Linked DNA regions of Mus musculus: all the other regions are linked to region 3. A link is a loop called in an ENCODE intact Hi-C map of the cell type or tissue named here. Cell type or tissue: heart. All regions are shown on one strand. Links, peaks and the distances in the headings refer to the core of each region. The heading gives the core; the rest is flanking DNA.

What was found. Hi-C counts contacts between places; a loop is a spot of excess contacts. Peaks named below come from ENCODE experiments on the same cell type or tissue, not always from the same donor. Only the 100,000 strongest peaks of a DNase experiment are listed, where the experiment ranks them.
Region 1: a loop joins it to region 3, with 11 times the contacts of the local background. A loop is called at or near these places in 6 of 42 quality-filtered maps.
Region 2: it touches region 3 in a loop (4-fold over the local background); 12 of 42 quality-filtered maps call a loop at or near these places.

The regions. Positions count from the first base shown.
Region 1 is chr17:80,389,414-80,393,598 of GRCm38, forward strand. It overlaps a transcript of Arhgef33 not described here. Among named protein-coding and RNA genes, the nearest start is that of Gm10190, 18 kb to the left of the region's middle. In heart, for the core only: a CTCF peak has its summit at 2,477 (motif pointing left); a DNase peak (open chromatin) is centred at 2,508; H3K4me3 peaks cover 922 bases; H3K27ac peaks cover 516 bases.
Region 2 is chr17:80,365,015-80,369,199 of GRCm38, forward strand. Arhgef33 (Rho guanine nucleotide exchange factor (GEF) 33) reads left to right here. Exons shown (of 18, transcript NM_001145452.1): 10 at 255-387; 11 at 2,239-2,322; 12 at 3,171-3,254. Among named protein-coding and RNA genes, the nearest start is that of Gm10190, 6.4 kb to the right of the region's middle. In heart, for the core only: a CTCF peak has its summit at 2,478; no DNase peak of the experiment used is centred there.
Region 3 is chr17:80,289,564-80,293,748 of GRCm38, forward strand. Dhx57 (DEAH (Asp-Glu-Ala-Asp/His) box polypeptide 57) reads right to left here and starts at 913. Exons shown (of 24, transcript NM_001163759.1): 1 at 493-913. It overlaps Morn2 (MORN repeat containing 2), which reads left to right and starts at 649. Exons shown (of 5, transcript NM_194269.2): 1 at 649-774; 2 at 2,762-2,815. In heart, for the core only: a CTCF peak has its summit at 1,784 (motif pointing right); no DNase peak of the experiment used is centred there; H3K4me3 peaks cover 428 bases; H3K27ac peaks cover 336 bases.

The sequences.
Region 1 (4,185 bases), core at 1,090-3,589, 100 kb after region 3:
CAGATGGCCATGCATCCTTTTCCTTGATTGACACCAAACATCAGATTTATAGTAGGAAGAAACAAAACAAAGAGGTTTAAACCACTTGACTCCGTGGTGTGCAGTTGCCTAAAGACAGTATTCACACTGATATCCTCACACAGTGCTTCTGTGGAAATGCACTGCTGGGTGCTTTATTTTTAAGTACTACAACTTTCTCTTTGCCCAGTGATTAATTGGGAACACAGCTGTCAGCATACAATTAAATATGTGAAACATATAAAGGATTACTACAAATTTTTTGGAGTTTCAATATTTAAATATCAGCTAAGGTTTTCATTTCCTGGAATTTAATAGACCACTGAAATCAGGTTTTTACCAGGCTAAAATTGTTCTGGGCAGTGATTAAAAGCACAATGCCAATCAACCGGATGTGGAGAGTAAAACAATTAAACGACAAACAAAAATAAGAATTCTCTTCCTTTCATAACCTGCTTGTCATCAAAACAGTAGGTTACTAGAAAGTTTTAAAATATTACACGCCTTTCAGATTTTATTTTGACAGCACACCCTGTCTCTATCTGCAGACCACTATTGTATATTATTAAGCTAATAGTAATGTGGCCAGTCTGGGTCCCTACTTCCTGATAACTGGCTGCTGGGTGAGTGCAGTTCTTCCTGCACCTCTGAGCGCTCCTGCTTCCCAGATCCCCAGCACATCCACATACCAAACACAGCTCTTGTCTGTGCTCAGATTCCCAAGTCCTCGCCATCACCGGTGGTTTAGGGTCACTCTCCATAAGGACTTTTAGTTTTCTGACCGCGGTTCTGCATAAAGGAATGCAACTAACCCAGGCTCTCCACCGCCTCTGAGCCATGCCCTTCCAGCTCAGTCAGCTTCACAGCCTCGCTCTGCCTCTTCCCGCTGAGCGGATCCTTAAGATCCACGTGAAGGCCTCATCTTTCTGAGATCCTGTGTGGTGTGACTACTTCATCTTTTGAGATTTGTCTTACCTTCCTATTAAGACAGCAAGTCCTCTCAAGGGCAAGGCTATGCTTGCTTTTTTTTTTAATGCTTCATAAATCACTTCCACTTTGCATATGGCCAAACTTCAGCACCGTCAGCTCAGTCCCTCACATTTCTGTTTAAGGAAAACGCCAATCAGAGGAGAAGATACAGACATCTTCAGAACCAATTAAAGATATCATGCCACTCTCACTGATACTAAAACACTTCTCCAATGAAAAGAGTAATGGGTTACTCTGTTTCCTTCTGGCGCATTCCATAATCTTTCTAGATAGCACTGTAAGCTGAAAGGGGAGGTGGGGGCTTTAGTGACCGTGATATTTGGCTTAATGACGAGTTAGGGATGAAGTCAAGGTGAGACAGTTGCTCTACCTCTGGTCTCCAGCCCTCTGACCACTGGTGTCTGCAGGAAATGATCCGGGTGATAGGAGAATGAAGCCACTTTACCAGAGATGCAGACTTTCCTGCTAGGAGGTCCCAGGAGTGACTTGCAGCCTTGAAGAGTCTACATACAAGCCCACGCAAGGAGCATGTTATTTCTCGGAGTTCAGAATTGGACCATCTGAGAAAGGGATGTGTGGGTTACAATGCTAAGGTTCTTTTGCTGGGCTATTTCATTTTGTAAGAGTTTAAGCTCATCTGAGATTGAAGCTAGATTGTTTATGAAACTCCTGAAGTGGAATTCTGTGGTAGCTGATGGCTAACTGCTTTTCCACCTCGTCTTTCTTATGTCATCTCAGCGATGACACTGTGATTCCCGGATTCCCAGAACTGCCTCAGTCCTGTTAGAGTGGGGTGACTTTGGGCTTGGTCCACAGAGCTGCATTTACATTTAGCTATTCTGAGATTTTGAATTCCTAAATTTGTCACCTATGTAATAAGCGCTTTGCATTGAAATTTTATTAAAGTACATTCATACACATGGCAAGTATTCCTTATTAACTGGCAAACTGATTTTATATTCAAGAAAAAAAATCAATTGCAAGCCCTGACAAATGAATGACTAAATGTCTTAGATAACAGTCTTAGGACAATAAAATTATCTAGTGTTTATACTAACTTTTTCACAAAACATTGCCATTAGTAAGTTTCTACAAGAGCCCAAAACAGCAATGCTTCCAGTAAAGTTGGGATTCCTTGTCACACAGTGATTTAGAAACAGAAGTGGCTTTAGGACTTGTGGCTGCTAAGCATTCTGGGATTTGTGGTTTCCTTTGATGTCAGATTTACTTTTTTAAATGTTCAAACTTATATCTAAGCCTTTCCCACAGTATCTTCCCCACCTCAGTTAGTGGTAATCTTCATTCGTGTTGCTCTGGCCTCAAGCCTTGAAGTTGGCTTTGACAGCTCTGGGTTTGTGTCTGTCAGGATGTTCGGGCTGTGGTGAAGTGGGCGTGGTCTGATACGGTCCCGACTCAGTCTTTGCCCTGGCTTCCGCTCCGCTGCCCTCGTCCGCCCCCTCGTGCTCTTACTTTAGTCCTTCCCCACACACAGTGAGTGTAAAGTGGATCTTGCCAATGCTTCAGCCCCAACCCAAGTCAGCGCCTCTCACCCTTGCGCCTGCTGCAAGCCTTTAATATCATGTGCTGACTCCCAGCCAATCATTTTCGTTGCTACTTCCTAACTGTAGTTTTGCTACTGTATGAATTGTAATGTAAATATCTGTGCTTTCCAGTAGTCTTAGGTGACCCTGTGAAAGGCCATTCAAGTCCTCCCTGGAGCGGTGATGCCCAGGTTGGGGACGGGCTCTAAGAATGATGACAATGGCGTTTAAAGCTTTAAGTGATCTTCAGTGCTTAACTCCCAGTGGCACCTCTTTATAGTCTATCCATATCCATTTCTCACCTACACTAGCAGCCTCGGTGCTCTCAGATATACCAAGGATGCCCCTGCCTCTGAACTATTGAACTGGCTCTTGCCTGAGCCACTTAGATGTCTCATTATTTCACCTCTTGGAAGGTTTGTGTACCTCTATGAGGCTAACTAATCACTACAGTTAAATTCCACACTTCTACTCACCAGTCCTCTTTTCTCTTCATAACAGTTACATTTGTTTTGTTTGTTTTCTCAAGACAGAATTTCTCTGTGTAGCTCTGGCTGTCCTCCATAGACCAGGCTGGCCTTGAACTCAGAGATCTGCCTGCCTCTGCCTTTCAAGTGCTGGGATCAAAGGCTTGCGCCACCACTGCCCTGTAGTTACATTTTTAATGTACAATATTCTACTTATAAAATATTGTCTACATATTTATACTAGCTCGTAAATCCCATGAAATGGATTTTTCTTCATTCCTATGTTCTAACATCAGTTCTGTAAGACCAATATTTATTTGTGGCTGAATAGTCAAATGGGCTCTTATCAAATGCTTATAATTTAAGGTCACTCAAAACCAATCTGCATAGTGATAAACAGCACAGAAAGCCATACTGAATCAAATCATAGGATGTCAGGACAGACAGCCAACCTCTTTAGAGTTTTCTAAAGCAGACTCATCCTTTATACTTTTATTTGCCATTTAAAAAAAAAGTGTCAAGTGCTTTGTGGAAGACATTGTGTTGCGCATGTCAGTCATTCACCCAGGGAGTACTAGAAGCAGAATAGACAGGTCTGCTCCACACTTGCTTACTCTGCCACTGGGAATCTTACATTTCTTAATCACTTATCAAGGCAATGAAACCAGCTATTAAAGGTCCCAAAAGGTTAGTGTGGCCATAAATTGCTTTTCAGGATTTGTAGTCTATCAAAGGTGCAGAAATTCAGGCTCAAATGTGGAGAAGGCCTCTTTAGTTCTGTTTTAGAACGGAAGCGACGTAAGGCTCTCTCTCCTCTTCGATGACCTAGCACTTACTTTTGATTATAAAGCAGAAAGGCGAATCTCACCAACATCAGTGTTAATCTTACTTACAGTTAGTAAACCCGATCGAAGGCCTAGAATCCATTCGATAATACATGCCAGGAGTCAGCACTGCAGGCATCCATGCGGGCCCTCCCTCCTCCGAGCACCAGGGGCCCTGAGCCTCTGTCCCAGTCAGGGCCTTATACACCCCTTTGCCTAGGCCTCACTTACCTTGCTTCTTTATTTGCTTTACTCTCTCTGGTACAGGGGATGAGACCCGGGCTTCACTGTCAGCAAGCACTCTTATCACTGAGCAGCACCCACCCCCATTTGCCTTTTTATTTT
Region 2 (4,185 bases), core at 1,090-3,589, 76 kb after region 3:
CTACTGGGTGTGACCTAAATGAATCTGTTCTTTATTTTTGGCCAATCACATAAAGGGCATAAGGGGTCATCAGTAAGGGGGTCTTATCTGTTGTCTGGGGATGTCTGCTTTGCTGAAAGGAAATTTAAAATCCTAAATACAGACTTGTGAGAGTGTTTTGGTTGTTAGAAAGTGGGGCCTGCTGTGTTTATTGCTGTGGGACCATTTCTTCTCTTCTCCTGGCTCCTATGATTCTTCCTGTGTTCTGTTTCAAGCCTCTTCCCTGGCTCCTTGCGCTACCTCGTCCAGCAGCACTTGGACTTGCTTCACGCGCTGCAGGAGAGGGTCCTGAAGTGGCCACGCCAAGGAGTCCTTGGAGACTTATTCCTGAAGTTGACAAATGATGAGGTAAGGGGCTCCCTTCTGCAGACTTTGAATGGATTGTGTCTCACTCACTTGCTTCTCCTAATGGAAAATCAAGAGTCAGCAAGTTTCAGAGTTAGAAGAGGCCCTGATACCTAGTGTAACCTCTCCATGCTGCAGTTGATAGGGTAGGTTCATAGACACTGAAAGGCTTTGCTGACATCATCCAGCTTGCTGCATAGTTGGTGATCTATGACTGGAACCCTGTTATGTCTTCTACCTTCTGATTCACAACTTTGTAGTGTACTGTTGTGGCCTCCATTGATTATGCATGTATATGTGTATATGTATTTATATATACATGTATATATACATATACACATGTATATATATGTGTATATACACACTATCAAGCATGTATATAACCCTATCTACATATAAAATAAGCATGAATAAAATATATATATTCATATATAACTTTCTCTCCTTATAGATTTTTGAAAGATATGGTAGGTGGCTATTTGTCTTGCATTCTTTTTGTTTCAATTCCTTAGAAAAAGAGTGCTGAATTTTGAACTCTCTTTAGTGTTACACTGAGAACATAAGCAGACCAGAAGTTGAAAACCCAAATGTTCCCGGGACCAGACAGTGGCACATATGATACACGGAGTTGAGTGTGAAACAGTTTGGACTGACTGGAACTGGCTGAAGCAGGCTATGTTTGTTTAGATGCAAAAGATAGCTACTCAGATATTTCCAGTTATTATTTAGGGAAGACAGGCTGGAATAAGTGCCATTTAGAATTTTGTGTAAAGGTTCTTATTTTTAAACATTGTGTGAGGCAATTAGAGCTATTCAATTTTTGCCTGCATCTTTATCAACAGCCTGGTTCCAGAGTAAGTTCCATAACAGCCAAGGATACACAGAGAAACTCTGTCTCAAAAAACAATAATAATAATAATAATAATAATAATAATAATAATAATAATAAATGTATTTTTATCATTTAACAATTTAGAAATACTTTAACTTGCATGACTCTCAGTACTTTTTAAAAAAATATTTATTTATTTATTTGTTTGTTTGTTTGTTTGTTATATGTAAGTACACTGTAGCTGTCTTCAGACACTCCAGAAGAGGGCATCAGATCCCTCATCTTAAAACCAAAACTATTTTTTAATTAATTAATTTATTTTATGTGAGTACACTGTAGCTGTCTTCAGACACACCAGAAGAGGGTGTCAGATCTCCCACCATGTGGTTGCTGGGAATTGAACTCAGGACCTCTGGAAGAGCGTCAGTGCTCTTAACTGCTGAGCCAGCTCTCCAGTCCCCACTATTTTTATAGATATAGTCTCATGGATCACTGGCTGTCCTTGAACTTGCGATTACTTGAAGATTACCTTGAACTCCTGGTTCTCTTGATCTTCCTCTCAAGTGCTAAGATTATATATGTGACTTATCATGTACATCTAAATTTGGAAGAAACAACAAAGGAAAAAACTCTTTAAAAGATGAATAAGGGTCTGGAGAGATGGTACAACGACTAGGAGCACTTGCTCTTGCAGAGATTGGAGTTTGCTGATAACCAGCATGGTGGCTCACACCATGCGTAACTCCAGTTACAGGATATCTGATACCTTTTGACCTTTGAGGACACCAGACACTTACATGGGCCACATGTGTGCATTTAGACACTCAACACACATAAAATAAAAATAAGTCTTTATTTAAAAAAAAGATGAATAAATCATCTAAAAGCAAATAAAGAGCATAGTTAATAAACTGTCAAATTATTCTCTGAATTCTTCTCCATTTTTATGTTCATGGCACTGTAAAAAAATGTCGTCATTCCCGTTTCCAGGTTCTCACCATGCATTTTTGTTTGTTTTAAAGAATAATTTCTTGGATTATTATGTCGCCTACCTGAGGGATTTACCCGAATGCATCTCATTGGTTCATGTTGTGGTACTGAAGGAGGTAAGTTAACTCTATGCATATGCTGACCTTGGCTTATACACCATCTATGTCATGTTGCTGATCCATCCACCAGGACAGCATGCGCCCTGTGGGCTTGTCTTCCAGGCTGAGGAGCCTTGAGTATGTTCCTGATGCCCTCTGCTAGGCTGAAGGAGTTCATTCAGGGATCCGTGCCATTGCTGTGGTCTGCAGTGCTTTAATGATCCACTACACTAAACTACAGACAAAGCCAACAGGAGTCCCAGAGTTCTCCAGCATGCAGCTTAGGTGCTGTATGTGTTGTTTTCAGGCTCAGAATCCAAATCATCCTTTGTCGAGCTAGAAGACTGCAAAGTGCCTCTATCCTGTCCCATTTCAGCATGGCCACTTCAACAGAGTGTTAGGTGGTTGATATGCACGTCTACATGTGCATGGCGTAAATTTAAGCCAGCAAGAAAATAAAGGTCAGATGTCCCCACCCTGGAAGGGCTCTCGTTCACTCTCAGAGCCAATTAGTAGATGACTTGCTAGAAAACCTTAATGCATTAATTTAATTCAAGTACAGCTTGCTGGTTGCCTACTTCTGTCTAGCATTCCATGTAGAAGGGTTGGGGAAGAAGGGAGAGTTTTGAAACTTGGATCAATTATGTATGTATGTATGTATGTACGTATGCATGTATATAATGTTCTCTACTGGGAAACTGTTGTCCCTTTGAGTGTGTCCCTGAGCATGTGGCCTCTCCAGTGAGAGATCCAAACCTCGTGAACCTGTCTGGTGGGCATTTGCTCTCTGGCGGGCGGAATCTCTGATGTTCTATCTGCAGAGCTGACGGGACTTTGAAGAGTGACTGCTTGTTTCTCTTATGCAGGGTGATGAAGAGATTAAGTCGGATATCTACACTCTGTTTTTCCACATAGTACAGCGTATCCCCGAATATCTGATACATCTGCAGGTGAGCCTGATTGGACAAGCCAACAGTCTACACACTGAACTAGTTTTTTTGGCTCCCAATAATATATATTGTAAAAGTGCAAGGACTCATTGATAATTTCTAAGAAGTATTCACATGACTTAGGTTGTCATGGTTACAGCACGCCCACCACACTATGGAGAACCAGCTAAAAAGTCTATTCTTGAAATTTTTGTTTTATGGTACTTGTCTTTGACGTTCCATCTTCCATCCAACTTACCAGCAATCTCCACTTTTGGGGGTCTAGAATCTTTTATAAACACTCTTGATAGCATCTAAGTACCTAATTCACTCTCCTGCTCTTCAGTTCTACCACCATCTGAATGTCACCTCTGGCCGCTTAATTTCTGTTTACGTGCCCACTCAACTACTATCCTGATGGCTTCAGCTTGGCTTGGGTCCAGGGTTCCCTCATACAGTGCTCATACTTTATGTCTCAGTAGAGCCACGAGGAGCAGATGAACAAATTCTCAATGTAACTTTCTATGGAACGTGTAGACCTGTTAGAAGACGTGGAAGTGAGAGTCTAACGCCTTCTTTCTGGAGGTGTCTCTTCCTCCTGCTACCCAGCTGTGCAGGTTTAAGGGTTGACTGAGCTTAAGTAGCTCGGTGACGAGTCTTAGAAAGGCTGTGATGAACGTCAGCTAGAACAGGCCAGAGTCAGTGTGGAGCTCTCCCCCTGGATAGAGCTTCAGCTCCCAAAATATTTTCTCACAGCAGCTATCTTATGGGTCCTTTCAGCAGTTTCACAGGTGTTATGGTTGCTCCTTGTCATAAGGACACAGAAGACCAAAGAGGTCTCAGTACTGTGTTCACAACAGCACACCTAGTAGGCAAAAACCCTGGTCTGAAGGCCAGGCTTTGCAGACACCAGGCCTGCTACTATCTCGTTCACATTCAATTCTTCTGTCAT
Region 3 (4,185 bases), core at 779-3,278:
CACTGGATCCAAGTTTGGCTCTAAAAGGATCCTTTGTTTCACACCCAAGTTTGGCTCCCACGTACAGCATCGTCAAGCTGAGGTGATGAAAACTGAACCCACACCGCTTGCCTCCCAGGCAAACCTCTGACCACTATACATTCCCCCAGCTCCATTCAGATACCTAGTCATGCAAGGTTCCTTTCTTCAACATCCATCTTCTCCAACCCTTTCCCCAAACAGCCCCTCGGGTCGCCACCGAGCCACAGACAGGAAATGGGGCTGGCGCCCCTCCTTTTCAACCTTGCTCGGAGCCGTGGGTGTGGACGACCTCGACTGCAGATCCCGGGGTTCCCCAGGATTCTGCAGGTCCAGGTTCACTGCCCCTGGGCTGACAGGCAGGACCATAGGGGCTGCATGGTCCTCGGATGTGATCACTAGAGAGGGGAGGCGGCAGGCGGGCCTGGCAACCCCGAACCCGCGCGGCCCCGCACATGCCACGTCAGGCCGTACCTGGCTCGTAGCGTTGCTGGCTGCGGAGCTCAGGAGGCGGCACCCAGGGTCGGGGTCCGGGCTGGGTTCAGCTTCCCTCTTGGACCTCACCCGCAGCAGCCGCCCCGCCCAGGTGTCTTCTGATTGGCTTCTTGCACTTTTGCTTCCGGGTGAGAGGTCGCCCGGTCGCCCCAGCAACCGAGGCCCGCTCTGTCCTAGAGCCCAGCTCCCTCCAGCCTGCCGAGCTGGCGAGCCTAGGGGAATCGCAGAGTCGCGAAAGCCTGTCCTTCACGTCTCCATCAAGTGAGTGCGCTTCCTCTCGGGAGCTGATGGACCCGGAGCCAGCCGCAGCATCCACTCTGGGGTGGAGGGGCACCGACAGCCCGGCGTCGGGGGATCCGGAGATACAGCGTGGGCCCCCGAGTCTGTGGGTTCGCTGTGCCTATCACTCCGGATTTGTTTCCTTTACGGTGCCAGATCAATGGCAGAGGTTCCTGCTAACTCACATAATCCAGAAATTTGAATGTGGAAACGTCACCCCCTTATTTAGAGAATATTAGTTTCTGTAATCGAACTCACACAGATAAGGTTTTACCTATGTAATACAGTGAAGTAAGCCTGTACAAATGGAAAAGAAATTAGCTTGATGTTTCTAGACTAATATGGCTGCTGATTTTGGTACAATGACAACTCAACATGGTTGAAAACACAAGTACAGTTTTCAAAAATTAAACGTGTGTTTAATATATATACATATTTAATATATTATATAATATATATTAACATATAATATATTAATATTATTTTAAATATAGGTATATGTTTATATGTGTATATATTTATATATGTGTATATATTTTTATATATGTATATATATCTATGTATATGTATAAAGAGCAATAATAGTATGTTATGCATCAGTAATAACAACAGCTTTTTCAGGTCCTGTAGTCATCTGAACAAAATTGTAGACGTCTAGCCTCGCCTTAAAAACAAACAAACAGAAAAACACCACCAAACAACTAGAAACAGCACAGGTCTGTGACCATTAGGGTACCAGCACAATATATATATGTATATAAGTATACACATATACATACATGTGTGTGTATTGTACATATATAATTATATGTATATTATATATATGTATGTATATTATAGACATATAATTAGCTTTTAAATCATCTGTAAAGAAGACATCCTGAGTAATATTGGAACCATCTTTGATAAAGCTACCAATTCATATCATGCAGCAGGTAGGAGATATTTTACACTCACATGATACAGTGCTGCCCCCACATTTGTAACACTAGAGGGCGAAAAAGGCATTTGAGACTTCTTTTTACTTTTTTCAGCAGAGGGCCAAATGCTGGTGTGACATAGCTCTGTAAAAGAAGTGCACTCTTTTAGATAGGAATTCCTTTCAGTAGTGTTCAAAGTATTACACTCTCACGAAACAACAAACAAACAAACAAAACCAAAAAAAAAAAAACCCTGAAAACCAAAAAGGGGAAACATTTCCCCGAGATAAAGCCGTACAAGACTATGCTCATCAAACGTGGAAATCTGAAGAGCGGTTGAGGACTGCTTCATTTCCTGTATGATCAGTTGTGTTTAGTAGTGTCCTGCTTAGTAGGCGTTTAATGATTCTGTCTCAAGAGCCATTCATTCCCTAGATAAGCATTTTCTGTTTGTACTCAATACCGAGTCAGGTGGTGGGAGGACATTTCATCGATCTATGGTCCCTATTTTAGTGTAGGTGACTAACTACACATAAGCATTGCTTTACTAAGACCCCTAGTCCTGGAACCAGAGGAGTTTAAGGATGAGAAGAAGTCAGACAGACTTTGCAGAGGGGCCATCTACAGAGTTGGACACTAGCCTGCATGGCCTACATAGGTTCATCCTTTTAGTCAAAAGTAAGAATGAGACATTGAGGTAGAATCTGTTTCTACCCAAAGAAGACGCTCGTGCCTCCGGGAGAGCACAGCATAGCTGCAGTGGGCACTGTGAGCAGATTTCGTAATCTGATAAGCATTGTTAAAGCATCCACTACTGCCTGACTGAAAAAAAAAAGTTAACTTTGTACTAATAAAATCATACAAAATAAATTAAAATAGGCCATCTAGGGAAGATAATTTATTTCCTCAGGACTCTGCACCAGCCAGTAGAAATGCCAGTGTGTCTGTGTGAAGAGAATTTACCGGAATCCTGCTGAAAGCACATGTGCTGTGGGTCTCATGATATTAAACTATTTAAACTTACCTTTATTTCCCTCAATCTCTTAAAGCTTCGTCAGAAGTATATAAGATCAAATTTATATTTCCAAATGGAGACACATACGGTAAGCATGCATCTTAATTATCTTTTCATATAGGAAATTTGTTTTATAAAACCTTTTTTTTTCAATTCTATGAAAAATTTAATTGAAAGTTTTCAAATTTTTCTCTAGAAATATCACAGTACTTTTCTTTCTAGTAATGCTATCTTGTAAAACACTATCATAACCCAATTCCTATGTTTGTTGTTTCTACGATTATAGATGCTATTTTAAATACCTAGTACTCTCCTCTTTCTTATTTCTCTGAAAGCTGTCTAGCTAATTTCCCATAATTCACACGTTCAGATCATATAGTTAATTCCCCTCAATGATGTTGCAAAAACCCAACCAAACAACAGACAACAATGATAACAACTAAAACAAATATGCATCAGAAACAAAGCTTTGAAATGACATTTATAGTAGTATATACACAGGAAGGCTGAGCTGCTGTCATTGTGCAGGGCCACTAGTGACAATGCCAGGAATACCTCATGTATACTCTCACGACAGCAGTCATTTCAACTCCATGTTTCCAAAACATGCTACTGTTCCCAAGAAGGAGCCGTGTCTACCTGATTTTACATCTTGAGTCCAACTTTCTGTTGTCTTTTTCTACTAAAACTTGCCCTAAAGTACAGAGAAAAAACAACTTTCTGAGCTATGAACTATTTTACCCATACATTATATTTCCAGTGGTAAAATAAGACAAGCTAAAGTTATCCCATATCAACTGTAACCTCCCAAGTCAATGCTCCTGTTTTTTAAATTTATTTTATCTTTTTTTACAGTTCCCATCCTGGTCCACCCTCTGACTGTTCCATAGCCCCCCATAACCCCCATCCCCATCTCCATGTGGATGTCCCCAACCCACACACAAACACCCCACTTCAACATAACGCCCCACTCCCTAGGGCCAGCCAGTCTCTAGAGGGTTAGGTGCATCTTCTCTGACTGAGTTCAGACCCGGCAGTCCTCTGCTGTATGTGTGTTGGGGGCCTCATGTCAGCTGGTGTATGCTGCCTGGTTGGTGGTCCAGTGTCTGAGAGATCTTGAGGGTTCAGGTTAATTGAGATTGCTGGTCCTCCTACAGGGTCACCCTCCCCCTCAGCTTCTTCCAGTTTTTCCTTAATTCAACCACAGGGGTCAGCAGCTTCTGTCCATTGGTTGGGTGCAAATATCTGCATCTGACTTTTTCAGCTGCTTGTTGGGTCTTTTGGAGGGCAGTTGTGATAGGCCTCTTTTTGTGAGCACACCATAGCCTCAGTAATAGTGTCAGGCCTTGGGGCCTCCTCTTGAGCTGGATCCCAATTTGGACCTCCTTTTTTTCAGGCTTTTCTCCATTTTTTGTCCCTGCAGTTCTTTCAGACAGGAACAATTATGGGTCAGTTTTG